Regions from separate parts of the Homo sapiens genome. Here region 2 is linked to region 1. Evidence: chromatin loops called from intact Hi-C (ENCODE). Cell type or tissue: dorsolateral prefrontal cortex. All regions are shown on one strand. Each heading gives the region's core, and the rest is flanking DNA. Links, peaks and the distances in the headings are about the cores only. Region 1 overlaps SIPA1L1 (signal induced proliferation associated 1 like 1). Region 2 overlaps SIPA1L1 (signal induced proliferation associated 1 like 1).

Region 1 (2,917 bases), core at 232-2,731:
TCCCTTTCCCCAGTGCACAGTTACCCTGGTAAAAGGCCAGAGGTCTTGGGGAAGGATGGGAGAAAGATTCACTGCATAAATTGTTGGTAATGTAGTGGGATCCTTCCTCAAGGGGACCCGGCCTCCCCTTCATTCAAGGGGTTCTGGATCTGTAAACTGGCTCAAGTCCGGAAATTGATTGAGGGGCCATGATTCTCTATTTTTAGAATTCAACTTAGTATTTTGTCCATTTGACCTAGAAGTTTTCTGCTGATATAAATTAAGTAGAAATGCATTAGGCTTCCTATCAGTTTCACTTCTAGGAACACCATGATTAATTAGCAAATGCCAGAGCTCTACAGGAGTCAGATTATTCTGATTGCCACTTTGCCTCTGCTGCCCATTGTGGTAGCTATGCCCACTTGCCTTTGATGGTTGAGTGCTGCCACTTAGTTGGCCCCTGCAACTTTGCAATCCAATTATTCCCATTGTAGTTAAATTTAGTAGTTGAGTGACTGTGCTTCCCACCATGAGATCTGACATACAGAGAAGAGCAATTACAGTGCTTTTCACAGATGCAGGTGCTGCCCTCAGCAATCTGTTTCACAAGGCATTGGTCAAGGGTATATCTTCTGGACCTTCCCAGCTGTGATGAGTAGGTCTAAAGGGACTAATCCACTCCACCACCCCAATCTCCTTAAGCTTTTGGATCCCTTCCTCTACATCAAACCAAGGGAGATCAGGCATTTCCAGGTTGCTCACAGTGGGCCACCTTTTAATCCATATTTCAGGTAACCAAGCAAATAAACTATTAGAACCTTTCTTAACTCCCCGAGCTGCAACATTAAAAGCAGAGTCCCGGCCAGGCATGGCAGCTCACGCCTGTAATCCCAGCACTTTGGGTCGCCGAGGTGGGCGGATCACAAGATCAGGACTTCGAGACCAGCCTGACCAACATGATGAGACCCTGTCTCTTCTAAAAATACAAAAATTAGCCCGGCCTGGTGGCACACGTCTGGAATCCCAGCTACTTAGGAGGCTAAGGCAGGAGAATCTCTTGAACCCAGGAGGCGGAGGTTGCAGTGAGCCCAAATCATGCCACTGCACTCCAGCCTGGGTGACAGAGGGAGACTCCATCTCAAAAAACAAAACAAAACAAAACAAAAAAAACAAACAGAGTCCCTACTTAGTGGGCCCAATTCATTAAATTCGGCTTGATCCAACTCTATGTTCCTTCCACTATTATTCCTTACTCTTAATATCCATTCCCATGGCTGTTCTCCAGATTTCTGTTGATATAAATTAGAAAACTCAAAACAGTTCTTTTCAAGTGTAGCGCACCCCGTCATGGGTCACACTCTCAACCTCACTTCTAGGGGCCCGCCGGGACTTTAGTTATAGGTCTAGAAGCAAACAGGGGTGTTGAGGGTGACTCCTGAGGAGAATCAACATTATTTTTCCTGGCAACTGCCTTAGGGGAGGCTATCACTGTTGCCTCAGGCCACTCAGGGTTTATCTCCTCAGACAAGGGTGGAAAGGCTGATGGCAGCATGGGTCCAGGTGGGGATGTTGCCGCTACTGGAGATGGGGAAGCTGTTGCTTCTGGCAAAAAAGCTTCCTCAGAGTTCACAAACTTAGTGTCCCCATTCCAAGTTGCAGGGTCCCATTCTTTTCCAATCAGTGCCCTGACTGTAATGGTAGACACCTGATGAGGATGTGTATGCAACTTTTGTTGCAGGTCAGCCATTTACATGATAAGAGCTTGTGTCTGTTTTCCACAATTTCAGCTCTTTCTCTACAGCAGATAAGACTCTCACTCAGGGCAATCTTAGCAGATTTGAGGCTCAGTATGTGCTTCTGAAGCCAGGAGACAGAATCCCTGAATTCATCATTTTCCTTCATCACTTTGTCCACTGAACTTAGGAGCAACCAACCAGCTTCATTATGTTCCTTGGTTCTCCACATATGGTATTATGTAGTCACCAAACTCCTTGCTGCTCACAGTGGTGAATCAGTAGTGTCAAATGCATTTATTTTGCATAACTCTAAACAGTTCGTGCCAAGGACTCTCAGTGTTATCTGTACTATTAGAAGTAGAGTCCTTAGCATTTTCTTATTAAGCAGCCAACTCCAGAAACCCCGAAACCAATGAAAGAACTCCATCCTTAACATTCTGTTTCTTTAGAACCACTCTTGGTACCAAAATCTGTATTAGGGTTCTCTAGAGGGACAGAACTAAGGGGAGTTTATTAAGTATTAACTTACACGATCACAAGTTTCCACAATAGGCTGTCTGCAAGCTTGAGGAGCAAGGAGAGCCAGTCCGAGTCCCAAAACTGAAGAAGTTGGAGTCCAAAGTTCAAGGGCAGGAAGCATCCAGCATGGGAGAAAGATGTAGGCTGGGAGGCTAGGCCAGTCTCGCCTTTTCACATTCTTCTGCCTGCTTATATTCACTGACAGCTGATTAGATTGTGCCCACCAGATTAAAGGTGGGCCTGCCTTCCGTAGCCCACTGACTCAAATGTTAATCTTTTTTGGCAGCACCCTCACAGACACACCCAGGATCAATACTTCACATCCTTCAATCCAATCAAGTTGACACTCAGTATTAACCATCACAGGGCTTCATATATTGAATGAGATCATGTCCAAGTCAGTGTACTTTAGGGGTGTTTTGAGCAGGGCAGAAAGAAGCTAATGCTACCACCAAAGAGAGCTCTGCTTTGTTACTGGACTGCCATCCACTAGAATTTATGATTAAACCCATTCCTACCTGCTGTTTACTAGGGGAGAGGCTGTTGTTTATTTTTGGCAGAGCAAACGAACACAGTGAGGACTACTGGGAGACTCACTTGAAGACAGGCGGATTGCATCTAAGAGGTGGTGTTGCCCACACTGCAAATTGTGCTTGTGTCTGTCTAAACAGCAATGAAAACTG
Region 2 (2,917 bases), core at 245-2,744, 75 kb after region 1:
TTTGTGTCTGTTTTCTGGTGTTTGCTGGATACAAGACGGCAAAGTAGTCCCATTTCTGTTGCAGTGCTTGATAAATGCAGGGTCATGGTGCTTTTTGGAGTTTGTGTCTGTTTTCTGGTGTTTGCTGGATACAAGACGGCAAAGTAGTCCCATTTCTGTTGCAGTGCTTGATAAATGACTGAAGAAAGGAAAAAGGAGAGAAAGAAACAAAGAAAATCTGATTTCTTAAGTAGTTACAGTCTGTTCTTCAGACTGTTTTTTGTTTGTTTGTTTTGATGGTGTTTATTAAATGTGCACATCATTAACTGCAGTCATACAGGGTTGCTTTCAAATCTGGGAGAACACAGTGGTCTACAAAGTAGCTTCTTAGTATTTCTCAACTGTTTTTCAGCACAAGGGAAGATGCACTCATTTTGATTTCCTTCGTTTTTTCCTCCAAGAGCAGAGAGCCGCATTGTTTTTCCTGTGACCTTTATAAAGCCATGTGGTCTGTTTGGAGGACAGTCAGTGCACACTCCATTCAAGGATGCTCTCTACAGTCCTTCCTGCTCCTTGGCCCGTTTTCCAAAATGAGATAATGAATATAAAAACACTCTCTCATAAGCTGTAGAAGTGTCAGAAATGGAGGAGAATATTGTCTTTACTATATTACTCTTTGCTTGTGTGGCCTAGTGTAAATATTCTCTATTCACTACATGATCTCCATTGGTGAAATGGCTGCTTTTGACAATACTGTTTCCAGAGAATAGCTACTTCTCGATTAGGCCAGCTTGGAACTTTTCCAATGGAAAACTATTTGCACATTGAACAAATATGACATATATTGCATTAAAATGAGTTGCTGGTATTTCATAATATTTAGAAGTTGAAGAATCACTGCCCTTTATGTATGGCAGTAAATTTCTTTTGGCAGTGACCATGAAGTTCTTGGCCACATGAGAAATAACTGACCAGAGAGTCTGAATCTAACTTCTTATTCAGAGAGGACTGTTTCTCTGACAGATGGATTTTGTAGCCTTTGTCGAGCTTTTATATAGAATAATGCTTTTTGTTTTGTGATTTAACTCATTGCCCTCAGGCTTTTCAATTTGTATATGTTGATTTGAAGAGCTCTTCCCATGGAGAGATGTGTGACCTGGACTACAGGAAATATAATGTGCAGGAAGAGTTGGGGAGGGGGGCATTTCCTTCCTCGATCTCCCAAAATAGCCAAGTAATTAAATCTATTACTGTAGCTAGAAAGCAGAACTATTGTCTATATTGTCAGCAACACCCTAAGGGTGAAGAGAAGCTGCCTGCCTCTGTGCAAGACATTATCTGAGCAGGCGCCTCATCCAGTGGGACGATGCCATCCACATTTGGAAGCAGGCTGAGAAATGCTTCGGCACTGGCAGCAACTCCTCATCAGAAATGCTCTCTCGCATTTTATAGTAAACCTGTGTTGACTCTGGTGGGGAGCTCTAAAAATACCTTATCATGGAGATTTGACATTTCTTATAGCAGCCGATAGTTTACATTGACAAGCCCCTTGGAATTGTTTCAGAACACTAATCACTTGCTGTCAGCAGCTAGTTCCTCTGAGGGGAAGAGCGGGGCTGATCCTGCCTCTGTTGTGAGACTGCATGATTAGAGGGACATTTCTGAATTCATGTCCATTCCTTCATTTCCAGTGCATACTGAAATCAAAATACCATCAAAGGCTGATAGAACTGATTCACAGAATTTGTTTTTAGGAATTTTGGATTTTTTAAAGTACAGCTAAGCCTGGTGGTGGCTCATGTCTGTAATCCCAGCACCTTGGGAGGCTGAGGTGGGAGAATTGTTTGAAGCCAGGAGCTCAAGAGCAGCCTGGGCAATATAGCAAGACCGCATCTCTACGAAAAATAAAATTTAAAAAATTTTAAAACTAAATAAAAAGTGCTGTGTTATAGCTAGGACAAACAAAAAAAAGGTTGTGTCATTTGTCTTGGAAGTGATGTCTTTGCTGAATGAGAAAAAGAATACAGTGACAAGGGAAGCAGTTTCACTGCTGAAAACATTCTGACTCTTGTTAGAACAGAATTTTCCTCCTCCAAGAGAGATGGTTATTTAGACATGACATTGTTTGAAATTAGGGCAAAATCATGTAGTGTTTTAAAAAAGTACTCAAATATACAGTGAAAAGAAAGCCAAGCTGTAACGCATTAATCAGAACTTATTCATGCTGGCTGGGCAGGGTGGCTCAGGCCTGTAATCCCAGCACTTTGGGAGGTCCAAGTAGGCGGATTGCCTGAGGTCAGGAGTTTGAGACCAGCCTGGCCAACATGGTGAAACCCCAACTCTACTAAAAAGAAAAAAAATTAGCCAGACGTGGTGGCACACACCTGTAGTCTCAGCTACTCAGGAGGCTGAAGCAGGAGAATTGCTTGAACTCGGGAGGTGGAGGTTGCAGTGAGCCAAGATTCTCCAGCCTGGGTGACAGAGCGAAACTCCATCTTTAAAAAAAAAAAGAAGAAGAACTTATTTATGCTATATGGAAGATAATTTTTTCTCTCTCCTTCTGGTGAGAATAATTTGCTGCTCCATGTGAGGTTAAGTTAGTTCCTTTATTGGATCATTTATTAAATGTTAAGTTCTGCCTATGGATGAGTACATTAACCAAGAGGGCATGTTTCATTTTTAGAATAATTGACTAATGTAAGGATTCTAATGTTTATTATATCTATAACAATTCCTCTTTAAGGATAAGTAAATAAAGACCCAAATGCATAGTTACTTGTTAAAAGTAGCAAAACAAGTCATTCAAAGAGCAGGAAACAGATGGGCCAGTGCATGTTTCTTTCTATAAAAGTTAATCTCAGCCAGAAGCGGCAGCTCATGCCTATAATCCCCCAGCACTTTGGGAGGCCAAGGTGAGAGGATTGCTTGAGCCCAGGAG

What was found. Hi-C counts contacts between places; a loop is a spot of excess contacts. Peaks named below come from ENCODE experiments on the same cell type or tissue, not always from the same donor. Only the 100,000 strongest peaks of a DNase experiment are listed, where the experiment ranks them.
Region 2: it touches region 1 in a loop (2.0-fold over the local background); 4 of 110 quality-filtered maps call a loop at or near these places.

The regions. Positions count from the first base shown.
Region 1 is chr14:71,463,522-71,466,438 of GRCh38, forward strand. All of the region lies in intron 2 of SIPA1L1 (signal induced proliferation associated 1 like 1), which reads left to right. Among named protein-coding and RNA genes, the nearest start is that of SNORD56B, 67 kb to the left of the region's middle. In dorsolateral prefrontal cortex, for the core only: no CTCF peak of the experiment used is centred there; no DNase peak of the experiment used is centred there; H3K27ac peaks cover 393 bases.
Region 2 is chr14:71,538,640-71,541,556 of GRCh38, forward strand. The region is part of intron 4 of SIPA1L1 (signal induced proliferation associated 1 like 1); the gene reads left to right. Among named protein-coding and RNA genes, the nearest start is that of SNORD56B, 140 kb to the left of the region's middle. In dorsolateral prefrontal cortex, for the core only: no CTCF peak of the experiment used is centred there; a DNase peak (open chromatin) is centred at 1,342; H3K4me3 peaks cover 1,124 bases; H3K27ac peaks cover 2,500 bases.